Linked DNA regions of Mus musculus: all the other regions are linked to region 1. Evidence: chromatin loops called from intact Hi-C (ENCODE). Cell type or tissue: heart. All regions are shown on one strand. Region 1 holds the start of Plcl1 (phospholipase C-like 1). Region 2 overlaps Plcl1 (phospholipase C-like 1). Region 3 overlaps Plcl1 (phospholipase C-like 1). Region 4 overlaps Plcl1 (phospholipase C-like 1). Region 5 has its middle 6.2 kb from the start of 9130024F11Rik. Region 6 has its middle 50 kb from the start of Gm32949. Region 7 overlaps Plcl1 (phospholipase C-like 1).

Region 1 (4,000 bases):
AGGGGCTGGAGGGGGGATGTCCCCTACCCACCCGGCACCCATACCAGGCTCTGGGCCGCTGCTGCTCCGCTTACCTTGATGATGCTGCTACGCCGGGGGGTCGCTCGTGCAGCCTCCAGGAGGCCGGCCTCGCTATCCGCGGGGACCCCCGCAGCGCCCGGCAGCGCGACCCCACTGCGACGGTCCCTCATCCGGCCCCCCAAGGCCGGGGGTGGGGCGTCCCCTGAGGCAGCGTCGGCGCCGGCTCGGGGGTCGTCTTCGCCCCCGGCAACGTCGAGAGGCGCCGGAGCCTCCCTGCTAGCCGCGCCCTCAGCCATAGCCAAGCACGTTTTAGGCTCCCGGCGAGACAGCACGACCGCCAGCGGCGTCCAGCCCCGGGCACGGGTGCGCTCAGGCACCAGAAGGAAACCCCGCTAGACTTTGTTTTAGCGCGCCACGGCCGCTGCAGTGGCAGCCACAACTTTGTAGAAAGGAGACATCGCTCCGGCAGAGGCGTCCTCGGGCTGTGGTCCAGGAGGTCAGCGGGCCGGCGCGGACGGGCGGCGGGGGCGGGGAGAAGATGTGAGCGGGAGGGAGAAGCAGGCGAAAAGCAGCGGGAGGTACTGGAGACGCGAGGCGAGCGCCGGCTCTGTGCAGACAAAAGGCAGTGGGCGCCGGAGCCAGGAGCCTCGGAGCCGGGACGTGCGCGGCCGGAGCGGCGACTGCGGATCGGCCACCAGCCACCTGCCCGCCGACCGCAGCACGGCGGCCCCAGGAAGTGCGGCGGCGGGGCGGCCTCCACTCCGCTCGCCTGTGACAGGGAGGGAAGACTTGTTTTGACAGCCCGTGGGGATTGGCAGGCTCCCCGGCCTCTCAGGAGCCGAGGCTCACCGAGGGGGTTCGGGCCGACCAATCCTCACCGCGGAGGGGTGTGCCCGAGCGCGAAGAATGGAATGTGTTCTGTTGCTCGGAGCCTGCCCAGCCCAGCTGGCCCCGGTACTAGGCGAGGATGCGCGCGCCAGTGTGCGCACCCACAGGCACTCAGAGTACATTTTAGGAAGTTTAGAAAGGAGACGAAAGCGGCCTGAAGGTTCAAGAAATGGGACGCGGGTGGGGTGGTTTGCGGGCGGCAGTGAGATGACGGAGGAAACACTGCAAAACAGCAAATCTGGAATAAAGAAGATGTTGAGCGAGAAGGTTAGAGTGTTTGGAGGGGTGTAGTAGTGACACTTGGCACAGCCAAGGGTCAATCACTGGCTCTCCTGCCAATCCTTAGAAGTGAAGTCCACGCACTAGGACCCTGGAGTTCCACAGTTTGTCTCGGGTTCTATGAGCGGATTCTACATTCACTCAGTAATCTGAGTCAATACAACAAGGAGTTGGGTTTAAGGGGTAGGTAGGGTAAGAGGAAGCAGAGCAACGAAAACCCTGGGAACGCCGCCGAATGAAACACAGAGATGATGGAAGCCACATAGCGACAAGGTCATTGGCAGGTTTAGTCTCTACCCTAAACCGTTCTCGACGAGGGTCCAGCCTCCTTTCTACATATAATTCTAAATCATTACATTTTGCTCCTTCCACCAAGCTAGTAACCAAGAGGAGAGCAGGGATTCGGTAGCATTAATCACACCATGAGCAAATGTAGACAATGGCTCTAAGGTCCCTGGAGAGTTGGACGACGTACTGAATCTCACTTAGATCATTAAATGCATTTAAATTACTAATTATTTCATAATTCAAGATTTTACTTCTTCCTTACGTGGCCAATAGCACCAAGAAATTTTTCAGCCCTTCAGGGCCAGAAATTTATTAAAATTCTAGCATTTTAAGGATGAGCTGGGGTGTTAGGAGTCATCTAGGGCAGCTCTTTTATTTAACAGAGGAAATGAAAGCCCAAGGACCTTGTCTACTGACTGGTTAGTACAGACACTAAAATCAGATCTGCTACCCAGTTCCTTCCAAGCTCTCTTCACTTTTTTTATCTGGCTCCCCTGGGGCTACAACCAGTCAAAATTGGATGGGGCTCTTGGGAGAATTCACATTTGACATTTACCATCTCCTAGGGAAGACTGGAAAGACTTGACTTTACCTTTTCTTTAAATATACGTGCAACCCAGAAATGAGTGTCCTCTAGATGAGAGGCCAGCTCTGGTTTTAGAAGCAACACTGCCCTCTAGTGAGATGTTGAGAACTACAACCGAAATAGCAAGCGCTTCTTCTCATAACTGTTACATAGAAAATATATTTTGTCCTCAGAAGTATAGCCAATTTTAGGCTACTGTTTTTCTGATGCTCTCTCATTATTACACCTAACTTTGTCTTTTACAGATGTCAGGGTGTCTGCTTTCTGATACTTTTGTCAACTTGCCACTTGTGAGCTGTCCTTTGAAGACTGTAAAGCTGCAGATATCTCCCTCGTCATTTTCCTATATGAGTCTTATATACCAGTGTTTCCTATCCTACAGGCTTGTGTGCCTTTATATCCATATATATTTTTTCCATACACATTTACATCCATATACCCATATATGATTATATATTTATATCCATATATATTTACATCCATAGAGCATATGGTTTGCAAAATGTTTTGTTTCCACTCACGACCGACCAGTTGCACTCCATCTTCCCTTCCTTTGCACTCGTCCCTTGTGACCTTCTGCGAGCACAAATGCACAGAAACTGCTGAAGACTCTGAGCTCTTCAGGGAGGTTGTCTAACTCACTCGGCCTTGAGAATATTGGAGTACATCTAAAGGGTCTTTCATTTCTGCTGTCTCCTGCCATAAGCTCAGAAGGCTTCTCCTGCCTGCCATTTTAAATTTAAAAATGCCCCCATGTGCCTGCTTATCTCACAGAGGCAAGAAATCAGAGCAAGAAGAGACCAAGGTCACAGTTTCCTGCAAGGGCATTCTCCTGATGCAAGAAAAACTCCCACTAAGTCCCAACTCTTACGGTTCTACCACCTCCCAAGAGAGCAAAGTTGCATGGGGTTTGGGGGACAGTCAAGATCCAAACTCTAGGAGCAATGGGGCTGGGGCTGGGCCTGCTGCAAGACATTGTCATAACCAGCATGAATGACATTGGGAGTGGAGGAACCATTTTTTAGTCTCCAGGACAATGGTGCCTGGATGGAACTTACTTATTATGAGAAACGCATGTAGCAGGAAGAACACGGGCTCTGAAATTACCATCTAGCACATATCTCTGATTCTCTTGCTTTTTAGCTGGTTGTAGCTTTCAGCAAGCGACTTCAAGCCTAATTTAAATTATGTTTTATTTATTATTTTGTGGAGAGTGGGGGGGGGGGTGTGCGCACATGCGCACCGTAGGTGTGTGCAGAGGTTATAAGATAACTTGGAGCAATTAGTTCTCTCTTCCAACCATGTGGATTACAGGAATTGAAATCAAATTGTCAGGTTTGATAAGTGCTTTCATCCAGTGAGTCACATAGAGACCTTGCAGGCCTCTACTTGAAACTTTTGATTCTTAGTTTCCTTATATGTAAAATGGAGTAGAATTCTTTACAAGGAATTATCTGGCACATAGAAAGTAGTTATCAAAATTACTCTCTCACTGTGATGTCTCAGCAATAGAGGGAGTCTTGATTTTTCTCACTGGCTATTTCTTAGGTCCAGAGTTCAGTTCTGAAGTGACTTCCCGCGATGAGCAGCGCCAAGCTGGCCTATTTGACTTTCAGCTACGTATTTTCAGCTACGCATTTTCAGGTTTATTAGACCTGGCTCGGTTTCTGCCTAGTTGTTAAGTGGAGTCTCAGATTCCGAGTTACCCCAACTCACAAGTGCTCTCAGCTTGTTCTGCTGCTGCTAATTCTTATCTTTGATTTCTTCTCTCAAGTGGGATTCTGGGATCCTTGAGTACTAGAAATCTCATCGTGTGAGAAGTGATAGGGTCATTTTTTTTTAAGCCAAAGTGATTGTTTTGTCATATTGAAACACTACAGAAATCTATCCATGAATATCTTTAGAACACTTGCTTTGGGGCTGGTGAGATGGCTAGCG
Region 2 (4,000 bases), 330 kb before region 1:
TTCTAAAGGTTTATTCATTAATTAGAGCTTGGTTCAAACGCGCTGTGTTAAAATCCATGTAACTGCGTGAAGCAGGAAAGACTACCGAATAGGGAAGGAGAGACGGAAGTAATTACGTGAGGAAGAACAGGATCATGTGGGAACTCAGAGCAAGCACACCTGTCGGAATGCAAAGGGACAGGAAAAGGGAGACACCAGTGAAGGAATCCTGAAGATGTGGTGGTATATGACAGCCGGAGCTCAGGGAAGCGTGCACGTACACACACACACACACACACACACACACACACACACACATTGTGCAAAAGTAACTCTCACTTATCTGGCTAAACTGGCACCAACAAGCTCTAGGAATTCTCTTGTCTCCTTAGTGCTGGGATTAGAGGTGCCCACCTCCCAGCCTGGCTTTTTACAGATCCTCACACTTCTAAGCACTTTCCTGGCTGAGCCATCTCCCCAGCTCAAAGGAAGGCTGTTGAGGCGTCAAGGACAGACTGCATCACATCCCCATGCCATTAAAGAAGGAGAACAAGTTCAGAGTAGGAAGAACCTGGAATAAATGATGAGAGGAGACCTGGAAAGGGGGGGGGGTGGGGAAGAGCAGCCACAGGCTTGTGCAGAGGGATTTTGGGAGCTGCAGGAAGGGCTTAAGGAAGCCACGGCTGGAAAGTGGTCATGCCATTTTTTTATGTTTAGAAAAGTAGCCCCATCTGCTGTGCTATAAAAGGGGCAGAAGCATATACGAAAGAGGAGAATTAAAAAACACATGGTAAGGAAAGACAGCCGTGGCGGTGAGGGCTGAGAGAAGAAAAGGCTCTTAGCGAGATGACCCGGAGGCTGATCCAAAAGAGCATGGATCAGAAAAAAGATCTCCCTCCCAGAATCTCAGTTTCATTATTTTGAGGTAGGAATCTGACAGGAGTCACTAGAGCAGACAGGAGATGCTCTGGCTTGGCTGTAGTGTGGATACTTTCATGTGGTGGGACAGATGAAGTATGTAGGAGTGAGCATCATCCAAAGATAAGCAGAGACAACCACTACAAGAGAGGCCTGCGAGCTGACAGAACAGAAAGGAATCAAAACCATCTCTAGACATACAGAGAGAGGCAGAGACAGAGACACAGAGAGAAACAGAGAGAGATAGAAAGAGACAGAGAGAGACAGACAAACAACAGGGACACAGATACAGAGAAAGGGGGAGAGAAAGAGAGAGAGAGGGAGATGAGAGAGGTAGAGAGACGGTAGAGGGATAGAGAGACAAAGAGGGAGAGACAGAGAGGGAGAGGAGAGACAGAGACAGACAGTGAGACAGAGAGGGGGAGAGGAGGAGGGAGAGACAAAGAGACAGAGAGGGGGATAAGGAGAGAAAGAGACAGGCAGAGAGACAGAGGGAGACAGAGAGGGGAAGAAAAAGAGACAGAGAAATATAGAGGGAGAGGAGAGAGTGAGAAAGAGAGAAACAGAGGGGGAAGAGAGAAGGAAAGGGAGAGAAGGAAAGAGAGAGAGAGCCTACCTCTAACTCAGAGGAACACCAAAATTTAGCAGGAGGGAAGGATCTGCAAAGGCTTCTGGGAGAAAGTCCAGAGATGCAGTAAGGAGACAGGAGCAGCGTGAACCAGGAGCAGGAGGGAGACACTCACAACCAATCAAGTAAGAGAAAAGCCGAGAAGTGTTCACAGTATTTCACAACAAGGTTCTGATGACCTTGGGAAAATGATTTAATGGAGTGGCGGGGGAGAAGACAGATGAAAGTTGGCTAAGGATGAGTGGGAGGTAAGGAGGTGAACTCTGCATGTCTAAGCAACTTTGTCAAGAAGTTTGGATGTGGGTGAGGACAGAGAGGAAGAATGCCGGAGGGGCCACATTCATTTCTAAAGGTCTTTTATGTGTATAAGAAATCTACGTATAAAGTCAGTTAAGCTGAACAATGAATAATTAAACCATGAATTGTGAAAGGAAACAGGGCAAACTATGAAGTGGGAGAGAGACAAGCCTAAACTTGAGGCTTATTTCTCAAACTTGGCTTATCCCAGTACCCTAATGTTCTTTCTCCTTACTTCAGAGCCCCTTATCTCTGTGACATGGAAAGTCTACTCAAGAAATGAAAATATAAGTCAGATTAGCTTGAGTATGCATAAATCTACCTAAAGTTAAAAGTAAAAGCAGAGATTTCCTATGCTCCATGCATGTCTAGCACCATACAATGAGAAATTCTCACATCGGCCAGGAGGGGGCACCCCTGTTCTGGGCTTGGGTAGAGCCAGTGCATCTTGGGCTCCAGGGATTAGAAACATCCTTGGGAAGCCATTTGGTCCATTCCTCTGCTTCCATGTAGAGCTGCAAATAAATTCTGATAGCTTCCCAAGTTGTCAAATACAACGATGTGTCACTGACCTGCGTAAGTCAACACTGCCATTCTAGGTAAACATGCTGTTCACAGACTTCAGGTGGAAAACAGTTCTAGTAAACACTGAAACTGTCAATCAAACATCTCCAAAAGCCCACCATCCACTGCTGCTTATTTTCCACCATTATGCAGCGCACGCGCGCGCGCACACACACACATACACACTCACGCATGCACGCACGCATGCGCGCACACACAGTACTTTTTTTCCAATACTAGTTAAAACCAGTTTTCTTATCTGTCAGTTACCTCAGGAAATGTTTCCATATTTTTCATTTGCTAATAGTGCAAAATGAATGATAGCAACTCAGGTTTATAAGCCAAGAAAGAGAACAAGACCAGGATACAGTAGAGATGCCACAGGCCTGTCCGCATGGTCAAGGACAGCAAAATGTTTGATCTCTTACTCTCTTACCTTTCCTTGATTTCTGAAAATGTATAATCACAGATATAATTTTTTGAGGACTTGTTTGGGACTGGACCATGAAGAAGTTGTAAGGCAGAACCAAAGGAAGTGAGTATTCAGAGAGATATGACAAGGAGTCAAAACCTCAGAGGGACAGCCATACTTGGAGCACATAGTGAAAATGGAAACTACCAGGAGAAAAGAGCATAAACAACCATTAAACAAAATTACTCAGCAAGAAGCAACCACCTTTCTAGAAACAAATTTAAGGCCGTACGCACACCTCCCTCTACAGGATTCTATAACTGCTACCCAGAGATTCAGGAAGCTGTACGCACTCCTAGAAAACAGCCTTTATGAACGTTGTACACATTCCACAGTGCCATGTTTGCAGTGCTGCCTAAGTGAACGTCGACAGAGCATCCTAAACAGTCTCAGGTGGGACCCCCTGGGCCACTCTAACTCTCCCCAGTCACTTACTCAAACAGCCAGGCTGGCACCTTCCAGGGGACATCTCGGCACTGACAAGAAATCAGTGGATCTGGACAAGCTCCCTTCCAAGGGCGACCCTGAGAGGCAGTAGAGCAAACAGCCACACTCCACATGCAGCATTTTCCTAAGCTGTGGTTCTGAGCACACCTTTTCATAAACGATGCTCATTTCAAGGGCATTAGGCCACCACAGTCAGCTCTGTAGTTCACACTCATTTACTCTTTCCTTGGTTTGCTTTAGTTTTTTTTTTTTTTTTTTTTTTTTCTTGTGCTTGGAGCACATGCAGATTGGCCCGCACTGCATCCACATTCAATGCATGTTAAAGTGAAAATCTCCAAGGCGTCTGTGTCCACGGCATTCATTTTATGGAACTGGGAAAACAGAAAGAATTCTTCAGTAGGAACACATATAAGGAGCAGACTCAAAATGCAAAACCTCAACGTGTAGAATACTAAAAGAAAAGGAGATCTGCTTCTATTTCAAGAGCAAGCCTCATTCACCTTTCTGAAGGCCAGATGGAGGTGAGATTCACACCGGGTCCTGCTGACAGAAGCAGTTGTTTAGGTAGGTATGCCCATCCTCACTCTCTAAGGAATTAACAGTTCCAAGTTTCCTCTTTTTGCTTATCCTGCTGTGACTCAACAGCCAAGACAGTGTTCTCAATGAAAATCTGCTGCCCACAGTGCGAGACACCA
Region 3 (4,000 bases), 350 kb before region 1:
GTATAATCTGAATCGAGGGGATTCCTTCTCACTCAGCATAAGGAATCGCTGCCCTATCCTTTTCCCCTCTTTTCTGTTTGTAAGAAGCTTGGGATTCTATTGATCTTTCCCAAAGAACTAACTTTGGTTTCACTGGTTTGTCCCACTCAATGTTAATCTTATTTCACCACTTTCTGCTATAAGCTTTCTTTCTTTCCACTGGGTTCAATCTTCTATTTTTCTAGTTCCTGAAAAATAGAAGGTGTATTTCTGAATTTAATTAATTTTAACTTGAACTCAAAATAATCTCCATTTCATTCTGATTCTCCCTTAATTCATGAGATATTTAGAAATAAATTGGGCAATTTTTTTCTTCTTTTGAGAACCCTTTGAAACCAGGAAAATAAAGGGGCTCCAGGATTGGTTATGGAGCAGTAGAGAGGAAAATAGCAGGATCCAATCCATCCGGTGGGGGAAATGGAAAGGTGGGAGAGCACTAATGCGGGTGGAGATAAGTACAGAGGAAGAGGATAGGTAAACAACAGTAGGATATGTGAAGACCCCCTAAGTCATAACTAATTACTATCTGCCTCACAACAGCTATAATACATGTAGTTCAATATAAACATACACTAAAATAGTTTAAATGAAAATTTCCCCTTGGGACTACAATGCTGTCTTCAAGAGCCAAAGACATCTAGCAAAACCCCTAACACCAGGCCTTCTTGCTACTGTTTGGCCAAGGTTACCCAAGAGATTCCCAAACACAACAGGCTGTCTCTATTGGCCTTGGATGTCTCCCCATGAAACCCCACTTCTTGCCCAGAGGTAGAAGGTAAGTCCCTGTTGCTGAAAACATGCACTTTAGACCCAGGGCCCAGATGCCCCTTAGATTGGACAGACCTGAAAGCTTCCTTCCTCCCTGTGGCCTAGCTTCCATGGACTAGAAGTAGCCATGCAAGCTTCCAAAGGAGGGAATAAACCAATGGTCCCACCTAGTTACAAACCACAATAATGACCCATTATGGCTGGATTGGCGGCAACCACCAGCTCTCTAACTGGGCTGAAGACCCATTCAACAAGAGGGAAACCATGACAGGTCTGGAACCCTAGCTAACTAAGCAGGGCTAGAAACATCACTGATCTTGAAGGAGAAACTACAACTGCCATCTTACTAACCCAACCTAACCCCTAACCCCATTCTAAATATTCATCCTTCTGCCCACAGATGAGTGTGGACCTCACACTTCATTAAGGAACACGGATGGTGAAAGCCCTTAAGTCTTCAGCTCTAATAAAGAACTGAAGAGAACGAACGAATTCTTCCCCAGGGAGTGGCATGCCGATCAGTTACTCACTTAACACACATACAGCTTTATACAGACTGAGCAGGCTGTACTTTAAGTATTTAGGAATAAATGTGTGTGTTTAACAAAAGCTAATGAAAAAAGAGACCATGAGTTTGTAAAAGAAAAAGAAGACATGACGGGGGGGAGGGGGGGGAAGGAAGGAAAGAAAATGGCATGATGATCTCAAAACTGAACGAAATAATTAAAAACATTGTATTCTGATAAACCATTCAGCTGGCTGATACCTGAAGATATGATTAATAACTAAAGGAACATAAAATAGCTTAAACTTTATTTCATATTTAATAATAGCAAATTGAATTCACTGCTTGAGCTACATGCTTTGATACATACTCAAGGAAAGTAGATGTAACTGATAATGTATAAAACATATTGTAGACTGATGAAAAAATCAGGGAAGCCCTGTACATGTGTATCTTTGTCATCTTTGACAGAACGGATGGTATGGAGTCCAACCACAAAATAATTTGAGTGCTTTGCTTATTTCTCAACTCCTCTTATTTAAAAATATCCATTATATTTACTATAACAGACTCTAAACTACAATTCATTGTAGTAAACGTTAAGGATTGAACTGACGATATTAAAAATCTCCTTAAATGTTACAGTTTCCTCGCATATTCAATGTTATATAGTAATCAAGAGTTTATTTCTAGCTACAGCTGTCAATGCATGTACCATGTACTCTCGGCTGACTCCTCTAAAGTCAGTGACTCCCCACACCCGAGAGCAACTAGCATGGCACTGACAGCAGAGGGCAGTGTTGAGCAGCTCGTTATCCATGGTGTGCCAATCTGCTGTGTGATTAATTATAACCAAGTATCCCTCTCCCTAATCATGCAGGTGACTGGAGACTTGAAAGTTTAACCTGGACTTGTTGCGTTTAATAATTTTAATTTCTGAGAACGTGTCCATAAGCAGTGCATCCTCCCTCTCGGAGGTCTCCCTTTCGTCTACTTCCTCCTGTGCACCCTTCCCTGACTTATCACCTTTCCGTTAACTATTAGACTTGCATGTAGGATTGAATTTATAAAGAAAAAAAATAATTTTTCTTTGGACTTGATGTATTTAAATGATCACAATGGAATGTATCCTTTTGCCTGCTAACTGAAACACCCTGCTTTCTTGTTGAAATTCCTTCTTGCAGGTGTATGAAATTGTTTTCCTTTTATTTAAATTTATTTTTTCTTCCCCAACCCCTCACCCATCCCCCTCCCCTTCTCCTCTGAGCAGGTGGGTATCCCCCTCCACCCTGGCACTTAAAGTCTCTGTGAGGCTAAGCACCTCCTCTCCCACTGAGGCCAGACAAGGCGACCCATTTCCCACATCCAGGCAACAGCTTTTGGAATAGCCCACACTCTAGTTGTTCAGGATCCACATGAAAGCCAAGCTACACATGTACTACATATGTGCAGGGAGGCCTAGTTCCAGCCCGTGTATGTTTTTTGGTTGACAGTTCAGACTCAGAGAGTCCCAAGGTTCTAGGTGAGTTGACTGTGTTGGTTTTCCTGTGGAGTTCCTATCCTCTTCAGGGCCCACACTACTTTCTATTCTTCTGTAACAGTCCCCAAGCTCCATCCACTGTGTGGCTGTGGGTGTCTGTATCTGTCTGAGTCAGCTGCTGGGTGGAGTCTCTCAGAGGACAACATGCTCCTGTCTGTATGGTTCAGGAGTCTGGTGGAGGTGGAGGAAAGGCAGCTGGAGAATGGAGGAACCCCTGGGACAGCAGGCTGCTCAGGACGGCTTGGCTTGGCCCAGAGAGCTCCAAGTGTGTTCTTAATTGAAATCTCCCCCTGCTTTTGTTATACCTGGAAGGGTCTGGGGGAAGGGAAAGTGATGTAATTCTATTTCAGTTAAAAACATTTTTTTTAAAAACTAATAAAATATACTAAAATCCACTTTATGATCACATGGCTTTTGTCTTTTATCAGTTGTTATGCATACCCTTGTACTTTTTCTTGTTTTTGACTATTATAACAGTGCCATGAACATTTGTATACCATATGTAGACATATGCTTGAAAATACCTTAGATTCAACCACACCACTTGTAGAAATTTCTTTGAAAGAAAAACTTAAATAACTTTATAATAGATTTTATCACAGTAATGTTGCATATCAAAAAATTTAAAAGTAGAAAAAGTCTAACAATAGTCTATTAAATATATTATGAAATATCACATTCAAGACATAGTATAATATTCATAAATTATTATATGGGCCTAAGATTACCACTTAGATGTTCACTCTTACCAGAAATAGCATCATGAGTGAAGAGGTTTTCTGGCTAATGAGGTAATATTTGTCCTTTTTATAGAAGTATCTCCAACTAATACCAAGAAGCACTGTGTGTGTGTGTGTGTGTGTGTGTGTGTGTGTTTTAAGGTGAGGAAGGAAAGATGTCTTGGGTAATTAAAACCTCCAAACTTTTAATGAAAATAATAAATTGAATTAAATATGAAATTTCTTCATCTCTCAAAACTATGTTTACCTGTTTTTTGAAAAACATTCAAATAAAATACATCAATTTTCTTAAAATACCATGCACAGTTACATCTAATGTCTGAGGAAATAAAAAATCAAAATGTTACTATGTGATAATTTTATCTTATTTTTATTTTATAGATTTGTCTGTTTTTGAACTTCAATATC
Region 4 (4,000 bases), 85 kb before region 1:
AACTACCAATTCATTAATGTAAGGAAAAGACTGCTTAATCTTGTTTAATTTTTGTCTTTTACAATTTTAAATGAAATTTCAGGTAAAAACTTCTTGCTCTTTTTTTAAATGATTTAGAAGGTTTAAGAAGCATCAATAAATCTTTCAAAGTCACTTCAAACAGATAATTTACTTTTATGATAATACATTTTCTGTAATAAAACTGTAAATTTTTTAAAAATCACTTTGCTGCTTAAATTTTAACCTGGGTTATCTTCATATGGCAAGATTATTAAGCATTTTTAATTTGCTTTTGGTGCATGGACACATGCACATACATAACCTGTATATCCTTACTCTTCTATACTAGAACCATTATAGTTTTGTGTTTATACATTCATCTGTATATATGTGTGCACATATTTGTAAGTGTGTGTGTGTGCGTGTGCGTGTGTGTGTGCATGCATTGGCCTGAAGAATGTGGAGGCCAAAGGCCAGCCTCAGGTATAATGGTCCAGGCATCTCTCCCCTTATGAACAGGGTCTCTCACCGGCCTGAAGTTCGCTAAGGAGTCTGGCTGGCCCTGCTCTTGGGACCAGAAGCATGCATCACCACACCCCGCTTTTCTTTGTGCACTGTGGTTAAACTCGGGTGCTCATGCTCACACTTGCACAAGTGATTTACTCACTGGTCTATCATCCTTTCATAATATTACAGTTACTTTTCTAAGAAAAATAATTTAATATAGCTTCAAATTTCAATATTCAAAATTAATCTAATTCTCCAAGGTAGAAGTACTTAAATAAGTCATTAATCAATGAAATATTCATTTGTTGTTACCTTTGAAAATGGCAAAAGAAAATGGAGTTTATCTCAAATAAGCAAAACTTAACAAAGTTCTGAAGTTTTTAAAACCAAGGATTAATACCTGCCTACCCATCTGGAAATGTCACTACAAGCCATTGAGATGGAACTTGGTCAGTATTTTCACAAGTATCCTCTTTCCAGATTGGATTCTGTACACCGGGAAGTTTATAAACAACACCTCAGCTTTGAAATTGTGCTTACATTCTGATGAAAGAATTATTATAGACACTATTGTGTTATTCACGCTAATGTTAGCAGATACAAAAAGAGGAATGAAAGGTATTGTTAGAAGCTGAATATGGAGATAAAACAAAGAGATAATCAAGAAATAAATCAGTAAGTAAGCAACAGTGATAACTAACCATAGCATATAAAAGATTTTTGTTTGTCTCTTAGTGTCCTTTTTTTTAAGTTTATTTTATGTGCATGAATGTTTTGCTTACATATACTTATGTGCACCGCGTGTGTGTTGGCTGCTTGAGGAAGCCAGAAGAGTGTGTTGGGTCTCTTGGATTTGGAATTACAAGATGGTTGTGAGCCATACTGCTGCTCCTCTGAAAGAGCAACAAGTGCTGTTATCGACTGGGGCATCTCTCCAGCCCCACTGTTTTGATATTTTTAATCTAAAATCCTGTTCAGGGTGTCTAGCATCACAATTAAAGGTCTGTGTTTTTGATGTGCTGATAACCTGTCAATGGACAAATACACAGAGCCAACATTTTGTTTTGTTTTGTTTTTTGTTTTCATTTTTGCATTTTAGTTTTGTTTGTTTAGATTTTTCTTACTTGTAGCTGGTAGATCGATATAATGGGCAGGCACAGAGGCAATGATGTCCCCACCCCCAATCCTGGCTGCATGACACGTTTTACCATATGGGTGTCTGAGTTCTGAGTCATAAGCCCCATGGACAGCCACAGTAAGGGTTCCATTATTTACATATGTGTAAAGCCCACAACCAGATGGGTGGGGATAGCAGTATCTACATTCTACTTTGCAGAAGCCAATTATAACACGGCTGTGAACACCCAGCCCATTAGAGTCTCTCTCAAGAGAGAAGTCCCCGGCTGGCACAGCTTAATGATGCTGTCCAGGGCTGCTCCTCAGCTGGCTGCTCGTCAACTGGCCACACCACAGATCTTCCTGCTGGCCAAGTCGCAGTGAATAGAAAGAAAAAAGAGTACTCTGTCTGTGGGCTGCCAGCCTAAAAGATGCTGGGCTATTTTTGCTTCTTAGTTCCCAAAAGAAGCATATGTCTGTGATACATTATTAATAAGAAAGTTTTTATTAATTTTGCAGAAAAGATTTTTTGTTAAGTAAGCATGAACATCATTTTGAATAATTCCATAATAAAAAATAATTCACCTGGAAAGCTGGAGCAATTACAACTTGGTATATAGGAGATCTTAGACCTTTGTTAACAGACCTTCCTATACCATGATGATTCAATATGATCATGTAATTGGAAAGATCAATGCTGGAATGCTGCTAGCTCCTATTAAAAACCTAGTAATCAACCAAATAATTATATTCAGCCTGTTATGATGGAGTTACTCACTTCCTTCCTATGTAAGTACCACATGTTAACTGACTGGGACAATGGAGCCACCACTGGCTTCTCTTCTATTATGAAAAACCTTTTACTCAAATCTGTCTTAGACTCATTTTAAACAAAACAGAATTTAAAAGGCAGTTTAAACAAAAACAGTGCAACAATAAAATACCAACTATTATAGCAGCAATCACAAAAGTGACTATCTGAGAGTCTATGTGGAGACTCTGTACGGAGCTTTCTTAATTGATGTACCCCATCGCTCAATAAGTAGGTAGTTTCATCTTCATCATCTTCAATTTTCATGTGGGAAGAAAAATGGAAGCTTAGGGGAGTTGGGTTGTCTGAGATCACATGTAGCTGATGAAATATAGACTGGACTTACGGCATGGCCATTGCCATTAAGGTGCAATGCCACCCTGGATGAGGAAGCACACTTCATATAAAACTCAAGGCCATCCCTGAAGTCTACCAATAGTTCAGTGATGTAAAAGGGAGAAGAGAAAAGTATGCAAATGACTAGGAGAGGAAACAGAGAGCAGTGACTCAACACCCCACGTGCTGTCTAGGCTTAGTGTAAAGGAAAAAGTAAGTTATGTGGCTAATGGTGCTATCTGGATACTGCACTGAATTCAAAGGCCTTCCTCTACTTGTGTGGAGAAGGGAAGTAGCTACCTAACCTACAGGAAAATAACTCCAGGACCAGATTAAATCAACCCTAAACTCTTGAATTAAACCAGGAGGGAAAAAAAAATAACAATTTCAAGTCAACTAACATCTTCCTCCAAGTAAACAGTAACTTATTAAAGAGTGGATTAGAACATATTTTTAATCCACTCTTTAATTTCTTCAGCAACAAAGCTCAGCACAGCCGAGCAAATACACCATAAATAAGAACGGGGGGGGGGGGGGGGGGGGGGGGGGCTAAGAGCCTGCTCTGACCTCTCATCTACTGAAGACCTGACCTGGACAAGCTGTTTGGAAAGGTCAAAGGGGATGATTGTCTAAGAGAGTTTCTGATACCTCCCTGAGGTGCTAAAAGTTAGCAGGTTCCTTGGCCAACATGTCAGTTGCAGGCCTAACAATGTTTCAAAACAAGTAGCTCAATAGACACTAAGAGATTCATGGAGACTCAAGGCTGGCTTGTTGTGTCTGACCAGTAGATCACAACCTGGGTTCTAGCCTGGAAAGGCATTTTGGAAACCTGGAAGAGAAGAGGGGCTGGGCTGCACGAGATAAGGAAGGAACCAAGACAAAGGTCTCTGCTCAAGGTTCAATTTTTACTATTTCGGCACTCCCGTTATGAAGGAAGGGGGAGGGGCCCAATTCCCGCCAAATAATCTTGGAGTCCAGTAGCAGGGTGATCACGTGATGGCTCCAAACAGCAAAGCGGCACGTGGCAGAATGATTGAGCGGGAAGCCCCACCCCTGAGCAAGCAGGTTTCAGGCTGGGGGAGGGGAGACTACACTGGCTGAGCTGTTAAGAGCACTGGCAGCCCTTCCAGGGGACAAGGGTTTGATTTCCAACACCCACACGGTGGCTCACAACCATCTGTAACTCCAGTCCCAGAGGGTCTGGGTTTGCATTTCCACACTTTTGAAATA
Region 5 (4,000 bases), 1.6 Mb before region 1:
ATGCTTCTGGTAACTTCAGAAGCCAACACTTTGCCCCCTGGAAAACTCAATCTCATTTCTTTTTCTCTGACCACTTAGTATCCGCTCCTATTAATAATACTGAGGCAAAAATGTTCTTCATTTCGTTTAAATGACACCTGTATATACTAGCTGTGCTGCCTTTGAAACAGATTTTAACTTCAGGTAAATTTCAGTATAACACATTTTCAAGTTGTTTTTAAGTCCAGTCTTTAAGTTCCATGTGTAAAAGAAGAAAAACAAAGCAAACAAGAAGCCCACTTGCTTAGTGAAAACCACTCCAGTTGTTTTTACTTTCCAAGATTTTTGTATGGATTGAAACTACTGTAAAGACACTAATTAATTGACTATAAGCAATTCTTGTACACGGAACAATCTTCTCTATCCTAAAAATTAAACCTTAATACATGGACAGGAAAATATCTACTGTTGCAAAAAAAATGCTCGAAATAGAAGTAGAAATAAAATTTTAAATTGTATTATGGAGTAGACTTTTATTAAAACCAAATTATCACTAAAATCTACGATTCTGAACACAGTGAAAATTAGTTAAAAGGCAATATTAAGGAAACATTGCCGTTTTCTTAAACTGTGACACAAAAATGGTAAAGTGTTTCCTCTTCTATTTTTCTTGTGCTTTTTTTTTTTCTCTTCCGAAATAACCACTGTTCACCTCTCAAAACTCTCCACTCCTGAGCGCAAATCATGATTGTTCTGTATGCTAAGTGCTTTGAAAACGAACAAAACAAACACCTTCCTTACATTCACACTCACACTACACAAATGCACACCACGTAGCCACTCCGTTTTTGAAAACATGGAGAAGAGTGGGAGAGAGGGAGAGAGGGAGAGCGGGAGAGAGGGGAGGGAGGGAAGGAGAGAGAGAGAGAGAGAGAGAGAGAGAGAGAGAGAGAGAGAGAGAGAGAGAGAGAGAGAGAGAGAGAAGCATAGGTAACCAACAAACCCAATTACTAAGCTTTATTGATACTAAAAGGAAAAGTTCCCCTCGTAAAATTTCTCTGAGCTTATTAGTTATTTAAATCAGCCCCGGGGCTGGACCTGCGACGCCTAGGGCACCTTCCTTGGCTCTTGGAGGTGAGCGGCCAGCATCGGCGCCTCGTTGACCCACCACTTCTCACTAGGGACTGAGCAAGAGGGGCGAAGGCAAGCGCAGAGAGCTGAGGTGAGCCACTTGGCCGGGACTGTGAGGCTTGGCAGGGTAAGATTGTCACGGGTACCAGGTATCAGAAATGAACAGACCTCTGCTGCTGCTGAGGCTGTTGGAGAGCAGGCCAAGTTGTCGCGGAGAGCCGCAATTCAACCCTCCCGACTGCAGAGATATATTTTGGGTGGCACTGGTCACTGGTTCCAAAGACCCAGATCTGGCCCGGAGAGGAACTTGCACGTTCGGGTGTCCAGGGCATGCTCCTGTTATAATTAGGGTGGGCATTAGGTGAATTCACACCTTTCTGAGTAGGCTATTTATTCCCTTCAATTGCTGGCAGTTCCACTGTGTGCGAGTGAGGGGATGGGTAGAGGTGGGTAGAGAATTTAATTTATTAAACAACACCACCACCCTTCCTAGCAAAGCATTCTAAGCCACGTCTTAATGCGACTCCAGACCGGCGCCAGGAGACGCCAAGCTCTGCTGGGCTTGTCCTCAGGACGCGGAGGGAAGGCACCCACCGTGCATGAAGAGGACAGAGTCCCGGGATGCAGAGTCTCTGTCACCCGGACTTTAGTTCAGACTACAAGCCTAACTGGACTAAGCGAGTGCCTGGTGGGCTTCCTGTGACCCTGAAAAAAGTGAAAGCGCCATCCAAGGAAGTATTCTAAGCAGTCCCTGGGCAATTTGGTCCGCAGGATACACTGACTACGCGCCTTCTCTGTGGTTCCAGTAAGTGCCTAGACTTTGCGTCCTGGCTTGAACAACTCTGTGAAGTTCTAGCCTAGCAGCGAAGTCGCAGTGAGCTCCGGCGACTGCTCCGGTTAGGGCTGCCTGGCATCCGACGGCCTGAACTCCCCTGCCCGGGCTAGGGTGGTGTGGATCGGCCTGCCAAGAAGTTTGGGATGCTGGTGGAATGTCATGTCTTGCTCTTTTTAGGTGTAGTTTTCAACACAAGCGTCTGGGCGCAACTGCAGGCAAGGATGTTTTGCATACGCGGTCACAGTTTGGTGTTGAGTAGTCTGATGGTGTCCTGGACTGGGCACCGCACCCGCTCCACTCCTCTTTAACCTGAGGATTCCGGCGCTGCGGAAGGGTTCGCTCCAGCCAGCGCAGCCGGTTTCAGCCGCAGCCCACGCGGTGGCGCTGTAGGGAGGCATCGCCTCGACTCTGGGCGGGGACCCCTGGCAGTGACCTGGTCTTGGAGGTGGAGGGACCTTGGTCACTATTCTTGGCCTCTAGATCTTCGCTTTAGGCCTGAATTTCTCGGCCTCGCTAGGTGTTTCCCGGAGAAAAACAGCGCAGCCCCAAGATCGGGACGAAAGGCCGCGGCGGTTCCTTTGGCCTTTTCTCCCTCCTGCCTTGTTAATTTCCATCATTTGCTGTAGATTTCTACGCATAGACTACAATAACTAGGCAGTCATTTTCTCGTTGCTACGGAAGGAAATTACCCATTAAGGCATTGAAAAAAAAAATCCGTCGATCCCAGGAGCCCCGGCGTTGGGTATATTTATGCCATGCGTCGCCAGCGAAGTCCCCTGCCTTTCCCGGATTTCCCACATGGTGACCAGGAATCTGACAACCAAATGAGCCCAAGGACTCTCCCAGCTCTGAAACCTGTCTCCTCACTACTCTCTCTCTAGAAAGCAGAGCCACACCAGACGCCCATCTCTGTCGCCTAGGCTCTCTGACAGAAAGCTACAGGTTACAGGTCTTCCCTGGCACAATTGATGGAGTAACGCTTGGCACTCCCCCCACCCCTTGGGCTTTGGCCTCGGTGTGTTGTCCTGAACTCCAGCTCCCAGACACCTTGGTAGCTCTCGTGAACTAGTTGCCCACCACCCTACCAGTCTCATCTCTGACCAGGCCTCACAGGCACGTTCCTCTCCAGATTCTAGGAGAATCCCACCATGTCCTAGGCTGTCCTACCGCCCCCCCCCCCAGGACCCTAGAGCGGCCAGGGCAACTAACTGCGAGTCGTATTATCTTTGCCTGGTGCGGGTTGTGATGCCAACGAGGAAGCTGGGTAATAACGAAGCAGCCTGCTGCTGCGCTCTGGTCAGTCCCCAGAGCAGTCTGAGAAAGTTGGCTTAAACTCATTCTAGAGGAGCTGCCCCAAGGCCCGTCCGGGTTCCCCAGTCTCCTGGCCTCCAGCTCCTTGCCCACTTGACTCGCTGGATTTGCAATCTAAATGCAGAGGCAGTATGAGGTCTTTTAAAGTGTTAGTCGCCTAACTTTCCACGGGACAGTCCGAGACCAAAATTGGCATAGGCACCCTTAGTAAGAAATAAGTCCCTCTCGTTCCCCACTTCCCGCCCCTAGAGGGGCCAGCTCCAGGAGAAGCATTTGGCCCGTCTTGATTCCTAGAAACCGTCCCTTCGAAGGCTTTTAAGGTGGCGGTTTCCATGAAGTTTGAAATGAGTGCCCTGGGGTGGAGAGAGAGAGAGAGAGAGAGAGAGAGAGAGAGAGAGAGAGAGAGAGAGAGAGAGAGAGAGAGAGAGAGAAGCAGCACAAACTTTCAGCGCTCTAAAAGAGGCAGCGCACTTTTGGAAGTGCCTCTGAGAGCCAGAGAGGCTGGGGGTAAATGCTGGGCCTTCAGAGATCGTGGCCGAAAAGACGCAAAGCGGCGTCCTACCAGGGCTGGCGGGCCTAGGTGGTCTAAGGCTAGCACACAACCTAAGCCGACTTGGGCAGAGGACCCGCACAGCCAAAACCGCAGAGGCAACAGGAGAAATCAAACACCATTGTCATTAAAAGTGCAAAACAGGCCTTAAGAGGACAAAGGCCTGGGTAGAAAGAAAAGCAGTCTAGCAAGCG
Region 6 (4,000 bases), 430 kb before region 1:
ATATCTGGTTTTATGTGGAGGTCCTTGATCCACTTGGACTTGAGCTTTGTACAAGGAGAAAGGATTTGCATTCTTCTACATGCTGAATGCTAGTTGAATCATTACCATTTGTTGAAAATGCTTTTTTTCCACTGGATGTTTTTGGCTTCTTTGTTAAAGATCAAGTGACCATTGGTTTACCTGTTTGTATCAATATCATGCAATTTTTAACACTGTTGCTCTGTAGTGCAGCTTGAGGTCAGGGATGGTGATTCCTTCTGAAGTTCTTTTATTTTTGAGAATGGTTTTAGTTATCCTGGGTTTGTTTGTTTGCTTGTTTGTTTTTGTTATTCCAGATGAATTTGAGAATTGCTCTTTCTGTATCTGTGAGGCATTAAGTTGGAATTTTGATGGGGATTGCATTGAATCTGTAGATTGCTTTTGGTCAGATGACCAGTTTTACTATGTTAATCCTACCAATCCATGGGCATGGGAGATCTCCTCATTTTCTGAGGTCTTCTTTCATTTCTTTCTTAAGAGACTTGAAGTTCTTGTCATACAGCTCTTTCACTTGCCTGGTTAGTGTCACTCCAAGATATTTGATATTTATTTATGACTATTGTGAAGGGTCTGACTACTTTCGAGTCGGATCTTTCTAAGTATCTTTCATCACAGGCCATCAAACTGCTTATTGATGTCCCTGATTGAGCAGAGCAGTGTTCCTACCCATGTCAGGGGTTATAAATGTTTTGACAGGGAGAAAACAGTGCATATTTCTAAGTAGTTTCCAAAAGGAGCTATTATTGTGATAATTACTTGAGACAGGCCATAAAAAGTAGACTCTGGTCTTTACCCTAAAGCGCTCAGCTAGGACCTTAGGGTTTGATTAATGGACGTTTGCATGGTGTTCATAATTCGTTGAAGCAGTAGGTAATTTTAAAGGAATATGTGATAATAATCCAGTGTCTCCATCATTTGAGGACTGCTTTGTTTTTATTTTGTGGGAGAGAGTGATGAGGTAGAACATTGTGCTAAGAACTGACATTTTTGCATCTTTTATGAAGCATATATCATAAAATGATTCATGGTTTGTACTTGGTAAGCTGATGTCCAAATAATACAAACTGCTAACTACATTTAAAGGTGAGTCGCATATGTGCTTCTCCTCGTGCTGCTGAGAAAGCTCAGCTCTCTGTTAAAGGGCAGAAAAATGTGCTATTTGTACCCAGTAACCTCCCTTTTCCCAGTGGAAACATGTTCTTCCCCAACCCTGTGGCCAAGAAGGAAATATCAATTACAGAATGGTTTCTAGTCTCTTCCCAGAGAGTGAGCAAATACCCTAGCTAGGCAATCATCATCCTGTGCATTGACATCGTCTGAAAGGTCAGACAAGACCTAATCCTCAAATAGAGTAGAGCCCTATAACATTCTTAACATATTGATCGAACTGACTACTTTTCTTCTCTGTAGGAGAAGGATTTTGTCCTGAGGACCTTGAAGCCCGGGCTGTTTCACATCCATTTTACTTGCCATTCATCATGAAGCAACAAGTCTGAGGCACTGTCCAACCCCCTGGCTCTAGGCATAAGCTGGAAGCTTTCTGGGTGTGATACCCTCCTTCTGACCGTGGTTGTCCCTAGTATTGGTACAATGTGTAGGACTTTACTTGATGGCCTTTACTTGGTAACCCAAAATGAAAGGAACCATCTCTTATTCTAGATAATATAGTGTTTTGCTGTGACACTTTGAACTGATTTAGTCAGTTGGCACTTCAGGCAGTATAAAAGTGAGATTAACATATAAGGGGCAAAGCCCAAAGCAACCAAACAAAGCAGTAAGTATGTAAGCAAGCAAGTGAGTAAGTAAATAGATAAATATTTTAAAACATTGAAACTACAGGTGTATCTAATTTAACTGTATTTCCTATTACTCACAGCTCCAAGCACAAAACTAAGTAAGGAATTTGATCCTAAGAATTACTGGAAGAGAGGCTTGGTTGAGAGAAATGCCAGCAGAGGGCAGTGTAGAGGCAGGCATTCTCGCACTGCCTCGTGAGACTCCTGTCAGCTGCATTGTGATTTTCCCCACAGTAGAGAAATGCTTTCCTAAACCCAAATCTCTGCTAACAATAGATAGCAGGAAGTACTAGTAGCTCAGGGCAGAAAAAAATAGAAAGGTCTGGGTTACTCCTTAACACTGGTTTGATCCCAGAAGACCAAAGTTCACAAACCTCAGAGTGTTCAGTATCCTTGCTCCCGTTGTTGGGCAGAGAGGAAGAGTAGGGGAAGGACATGAAGCACACATCTCTGAGGTCGATGAAGTCAATAACTTGAGACTACAGTGTACCCATGGATTCTGTTGATCTCTTCAGATGACATTTAAGTCATCTTAGTCAATGAAGTCAGGCACCAAATTATGCTGTCATGATCAAGGGAGCATCTCCTTTGAAAATACTGTCCAAATTACTATTATTAATATGTAACTGTTTCAAATCGTCTCATTCTTGAGCTTTATTCTATGGGCTTTATCAAATAGCTAATGCGTCTTAGCATTCATATTTCTCATAGTTTATTACGATAACTGAATATTACCACGTCAAAATCATCAAGAGTTTGGCAGGATTGTTTTAAGAATAGACTTTTAGAACAAGCACCAGGAAAGAACATTATATAAAACCCAATTCAGATGTATTCCTTATCCATTCCTATGGAGTAGTAGCTGAACAAGAGGTGGCAGGAAACACAGACTTGTGCTTTACTGAATGGCTCACAGTCTAGGAGCAAAGCAGGAAATGAAACCCTAAACACCCCTTTCCCAGAAAAAAATACATTTTCAGTGGTGTCATAATAAACTCTAAGACAGTGTTTCTCAACCTGTGGGTTATGACCCCTTTAGGGCCTGAATGTCTCTTTTACTGGGGTCACCTAACATCATCAGAAAGCACATATATCTATAATATGGTTCCTAACAGTAGCAAAATTACAGTTAAGAAGTTACAATGAAAATAATTTTATGGTTGAGTGTTGAATACAGCTTTTGCTACCCCACCTAAGCTCCGGGAACAGGCCACACTACCAGCCCCCACCCAACTTCCCATGAATCCATGGATAAAAGGCACAGACACACAGTTGTTCCATTGCAATTTTCCCTTTTGGCACAGTTGTTGGGCACTACTTATCTCCTGCCCGAAAAACCGTGTCCATATCAACACTCTTAGCTCTGTACCTCTCTGCCTGCCCTCAACTTTAGTTGCTCAGCTACATCTAGTCTCAGCTAAATATCCTCAAGTGCCTGTCTGCAGGAGTGGCCACAGGCCACAGTTCCACCCGAAATCTCACAGGGCTGCTTGGTTTTTCTCTCTCCTCTCCTTCCTTGTGTCTCTCTGCTTGCCTCCAGGGACCTGGAAGTCCTGCCTATCTGCCTTTCCCTTCTGCCCAGCAATTGGCCCATGGCTTCTTTACTGACACATCAAGAACCAATTAAGGAACAGCAACTTAGCATTAGACCCACCCTTACAGTTAGGGGTCACCACAACATGAGGAACTGTGTTAAAGGGTTTCAAAAGGTTGAAAACCTCTGTCCTAAGACAACTAACATAGAACAAAGTTCCGTGCTAACTGAGGCCTCTACAGACAGGTTGAGTTGGGCTTTCTAAGTATCTGCACTTTCTTTACCTTTTAACCACCCAGGTCATGGCAACACTGAACCAGTTTCTAAGGATATCTCTATCAAAATTTAATGTTTCTGTGCCAGTCAAATACAAACATGGTTTTATTGATATTTTACAAACATGGTTTTATTGATATTTTCTCTTTCACTGAAAAGAAAAACAGAGAAGAATTGTATTGGAAGGGAATGAAAGGCTCTAAGAATCACATAAAGGTTCAAACAACATGGAGTCAGCCAAATATGGCTCTCAAGGATTCCTGGGGAACCATGAGTTAGAAAATATGCCTATGATATAATCCATTGTATAACGATTTTTGGCAAATTGCCACTTTCGTGTAATTTCATATAAATA
Region 7 (4,000 bases), 170 kb before region 1:
CTGTGAGTCTTAGGCTGGCATGGTCTAAATAGTGAAACCCTGTCTAAATAATATTTTAATATCATAAAATAACATACTATGGACAGAATAGAAAGAACTTTAAGACATTTGTGTTACTAATATCTACAAATATTGTGATGTGTGTGTGTAGATATCTAGATAGATAGATAGATAGATAGATAGATAGATAGATAGATAGATAGATAGATAGATTATGTGTGTGTTCCAAAATTGGACTAAACGTGTCCCTAGCACCAACTTCCTCTATCTCCAAAAAGGAAAGATACAACTGCCATAGGACCAATGTGAGCCATGCAGGAAGTAAAGGTGAGGTTTGAATAAGACTAGCTAGCCTGTCGGCTCATAGATTTGAAAGCTTGGTCATCAAGGAGTGGCACTACTTGAGAGGGATTAGGAGGTGAGGCCTTGTTGAAGGAAGTGTGTTATTGGGGGTGGGCTTTGGGATTTTCAAAGCCCAAGGCAGTCCCAGTCTCTCTCTCTCTCTCTCTCTCTCTCTCTCTCTCTCTCTCTCTCTCTCTCTCTCTCTCTCTCCCTCTCTCTCCTTCCCCTCTCCCTCTTCCTCCCCCTCCCCCTCCCCCTCTCCCTCTTTCTCTCCCTCTCTCTCTTCCTCCCTCTCTCCCTCTTTCTCTCCCTCTCTCTCTTCCTCCCTCTCCCTCTCTTTCTCTCTCTGCCTACAGATCAGCATATAGCTCTCAACTACTGCTCCAGCATTTGTCTGCTTGTCACCATGCTCCCTGCCATGATGATAATAAACTAAACCTCTGAAACCATAATCAAGCCCCAATTAAATTAAATTCTCTTATCAGAGTTGGTATAGTCATGGTGTCCCTTCACAGCAATAGAACACTGACTAGACAGTAAATAAAATCTCTGTCTCCTTAAACTTACTTCCCTCCATATTTTTGAAGTTCAAAATCTCACCATAAACTGCAATGATTTCCACATAGGTACCTGATATAAAATGTGCATAGTTAAAGCTACATTGAACATTTTGGCCTACATATTGAAGTCAGAAATTACTTCCCATAACCTTATATATTAAAGGCTTAAACAAATATCTAATGGAATTGTTGAAAATCGTATTAGCAGCAAATGATATGTTTGCTGTTTCGTTTGTTTGTTTGTTTGTTTGTTTTTTGAGACAGTGTCTCATTATGTATCCTAGGCTGGCTCCAAACTCACAAGCCGCTGCTCTCCACGGACATAGATTATACATAAGTGCCACTGTGCCTGGTAAGATGTCATTTATAGCTAGTTTTTATTTTTGTTATAAAAGAGTATGTCTTTTAGCTTCATGAAAGCAGTGTCTTGGTTTCTTGCCTGATGCTGTGGTAAAGCACCCTGACAAAGACAAGTTAAGGGAGGAAGAGCTTACTTAGCTCATAGTTCTAGGCCATAGTCCCTCGTGGCAGGGAAATCACACTGGCAGGAGTTTGAGGGAGCTGGTCACACCCTACCCACGTTGAAAAAGCATAGAGAGACAAACAAACACATGGTAATGTTGAGCTTGCTATATATACTGTCCAGGATCCCAGTCAGCGAATAGTGTCAACACAGTGGTCTTCCTGTAACAGCTAACTAATCAAGATAATCTTCTACAGCATGCCCATCTCCCCAGTAATCCTAGATTCTGTCCAGTAGACAACACTAACCACACAACTATTATCATCATTACAGCTTAATTGAGATCAGAAGACCTATCCACTGTGGCTGGAACCATTCCCTGGGCAGGGAAGTCTTGGACCATAGAGACAGTGAGCAGAACACCAGCCTGCAGCTGTCTCTCTCTGCTCCACAACTGTAGGTGCAGTACAAGCAGCTGCTTCAGGCTCCCGATGCCTTGACTCCCTACCATGATAGACTGTGCCTTGATCATAACCAAAAATAAGCTCCTCCTTCCTTAAGTTGCTTTTCTCGGAGTGTTACATCACAGCAACAGAAAAGTAAATAAGACGCAAAGGAAAGATGATTTTGCTCCTTTTTGGTTTAAAATTCCAAAACCAGGTAGATGTCAGGAAACAAAAACATAAACTCTTACTTCAGTAAAAGGAAGGAGTGACTTGGTATAACATTTGGAATGGGGACAGATTCAGAAAACATTTTAACACAGAAAAGGAAAGTTAAAGCAATTCACTCCTGAGATCTAACAAATGGAGACATGGGATACTCTGAGAGATAAGACTATCACTAAAACCAGACTGTCTTAGATTTGGTGGTTGATGAGCAGCAGCTGGCTTCCCCAGGACTGGCAGGGCCTCATGATAAGCAGTGATCTAGCTCTGTGGTAACCCCACACCAGTAGCTTGAACTCAACCCCCATGAGAACATTTGTACAGCCAACACCAGCCAATATCACAAATCTGAATTTTGGTTTCTGAGTTGGCTTTTGTTTTGTTTTGTTTTGTTTTGTTTTGTTGTTTCTTCTGTTGATGTTGTTTGCTTATTTATTTCTTAGAAATCTTGAAAATATTTATAAGCATATCCCGGATCCTAAGAACTAATTGTCATCACGCACTAGAAATGTGAGTCTCTAGAGACTCAGGCACAGCAGTTACTAAGGGGGGCAAGTACTGAGAAGAACATTTTGTATGAATAAAGCTGTGCACTGAACACAAAGATCCTTCAAATCCACATCAACAGGCTGCTTTTATTCCCCTGCAAGGTAAATGAAGATTCTTCTCTGGGAAAATGAACTGCCTAAGAGAAGAAAGATTTCTGTAAAATATTCTGCAGGGGTCGGTGAAGGCGGGGGGTCAGCTACAAAAAAGCCACCTGAGTCATCTGCCCCTGGTCAGTCAGTCCATTGTGCCTATCTACCCAGTGAGGCAAAAATATACAAAATTCATTTCTGACTATCTTTTTGCAAGAAGCTACTAGAGAATTTGCCTCACAAAAATAGAGTAATAAACAAACAGCAATAAGAAAAGATGAATGAATTCAGGACCCCTGGGAGAGTCACAATGGACATACCCAGAATGACATCATGCCTCTGGCTGATGGCGCTGTGGGATTATCTGACTGACCATGTGGAACACTTGGAGACATTTTACAGACTGTTTAGAGAATGTTGGAAGGCTCCAACAAAGAAAAGGAAATAGAGGCTGAAACAAAGCAATTACTAGCTCCATGTAATGATAACAAGAAAATGAGGCAGAAGATGGAGTCATACTGTCACCGCTCAGCAGTGCCAACACATTTACACCGTCATCACTGCCAATGCAAATAGCGCAAGTCTCACCTGAGAAGGGCTATGTGGTTCTTTATTGTGCAACCATGACCCCAGCTTACAACAAATGCCACATTCCAACACAGGTTGTGGATTTTTATAGTAACAGAAGAAAGAAAATCATAAATCAAGACACTCTGCAAATACATTGTGGGAAACATCAGTTAGGCAGATGACAGAAGAGTAGGGAAATCTAGCTATAGGCCTCAGATGGCATTCTGAGCCTTTCGGTTGTTAGATATTAGGGGTCTGTTGGTACATTTCAAGGACTTATCTAATAGTCGTAAGGATGTAAGATTCATACAGAAAAAGGTGACAAACGTCTACTAAAGGGCTAGACATGGACCAAATAATTATGCTTTGGACCTGACACTTATTAACCTCTCCACATTACTGAAGAGCTAACCGGCCAACCATTCTCACTCAAGTGCTAACCGGACTATTATCCACACTGAGGTGTTGACCAGTCAATCATCCTTGCTGAGGATCGATGTAAGGTGTGGTTCTTTCCAGAAACTTCCATCCATATAATAATGTATTGAGAAAAAGTACACTCATACAATACCAGCACTTAGGAAACAGAGGCAGAAAGATCATGAGTTCAAAGCCAATCTGAACTATGGGAAAGACCTTCTCTTTCAAACAGACAAACAAACAAACAAACAACCCTGAAAACTTTAGACCTATTTAATTACACTGGGGGAGGTAAGGACAGAGAAGTCTGTGTAAGACACCCAACTCACTAACATAAAG

Evidence for each region. Hi-C counts contacts between places; a loop is a spot of excess contacts. Peaks named below come from ENCODE experiments on the same cell type or tissue, not always from the same donor. Only the 100,000 strongest peaks of a DNase experiment are listed, where the experiment ranks them.
Region 2: it touches region 1 in a loop (8-fold over the local background); 38 of 42 quality-filtered maps call a loop at or near these places.
Region 3: it touches region 1 in a loop (8-fold over the local background); 8 of 42 quality-filtered maps call a loop at or near these places.
Region 4: it touches region 1 in a loop (2.5-fold over the local background); 4 of 42 quality-filtered maps call a loop at or near these places.
Region 5: it touches region 1 in a loop (5-fold over the local background); 2 of 42 quality-filtered maps call a loop at or near these places.
Region 6: a loop joins it to region 1, with 7 times the contacts of the local background. A loop is called at or near these places in 21 of 42 quality-filtered maps.
Region 7: it touches region 1 in a loop (3-fold over the local background); 8 of 42 quality-filtered maps call a loop at or near these places.

Annotation. Positions count from the first base shown.
Region 1 is chr1:55,402,705-55,406,704 of GRCm38, reverse strand. Plcl1 (phospholipase C-like 1) reads right to left here and starts at 759. Exons shown (of 6, transcript NM_001114663.1): 1 at 75-759. The coding sequence starts at 317. It also overlaps the pseudogene Gm8531. In heart, a CTCF peak has its summit at 2,154 (motif pointing left); DNase peaks (open chromatin) are centred at 104 and 874; H3K4me3 peaks cover 1,524 bases; H3K27ac peaks cover 1,327 bases; H3K27me3 peaks cover 1,039 bases.
Region 2 is chr1:55,734,797-55,738,796 of GRCm38, reverse strand. All of the region lies in intron 5 of Plcl1 (phospholipase C-like 1), which reads right to left. Among named protein-coding and RNA genes, the nearest start is that of Gm32949, 150 kb to the left of the region's middle. In heart, a CTCF peak has its summit at 2,229 (motif pointing right); a DNase peak (open chromatin) is centred at 2,256; H3K27me3 peaks cover 1,211 bases.
Region 3 is chr1:55,754,043-55,758,042 of GRCm38, reverse strand. It overlaps Plcl1 (phospholipase C-like 1), which reads right to left. Exons shown (of 6, transcript NM_001114663.1): 6 at 3,758-4,000. Among named protein-coding and RNA genes, the nearest start is that of Gm32949, 130 kb to the left of the region's middle. In heart, a CTCF peak has its summit at 2,094 (motif pointing right); no DNase peak of the experiment used is centred here.
Region 4 is chr1:55,487,395-55,491,394 of GRCm38, reverse strand. All of the region lies in intron 1 of Plcl1 (phospholipase C-like 1), which reads right to left. Among named protein-coding and RNA genes, the nearest start is that of Gm39642, 23 kb to the left of the region's middle. In heart, no CTCF peak of the experiment used is centred here; a DNase peak (open chromatin) is centred at 1,914.
Region 5 is chr1:56,975,622-56,979,621 of GRCm38, reverse strand. It overlaps a transcript of Satb2 not described here. Among named protein-coding and RNA genes, the nearest start is that of 9130024F11Rik, 6.2 kb to the right of the region's middle. In heart, a CTCF peak has its summit at 2,319; a DNase peak (open chromatin) is centred at 2,291; H3K4me3 peaks cover 2,167 bases; H3K27me3 peaks cover 3,177 bases.
Region 6 is chr1:55,836,382-55,840,381 of GRCm38, reverse strand. No RefSeq gene overlaps it. Among named protein-coding and RNA genes, the nearest start is that of Gm32949, 50 kb to the left of the region's middle. In heart, a CTCF peak has its summit at 1,988 (motif pointing right); no DNase peak of the experiment used is centred here.
Region 7 is chr1:55,570,673-55,574,672 of GRCm38, reverse strand. All of the region lies in intron 1 of Plcl1 (phospholipase C-like 1), which reads right to left. Among named protein-coding and RNA genes, the nearest start is that of Gm39642, 60 kb to the right of the region's middle. In heart, no CTCF peak of the experiment used is centred here; a DNase peak (open chromatin) is centred at 2,272.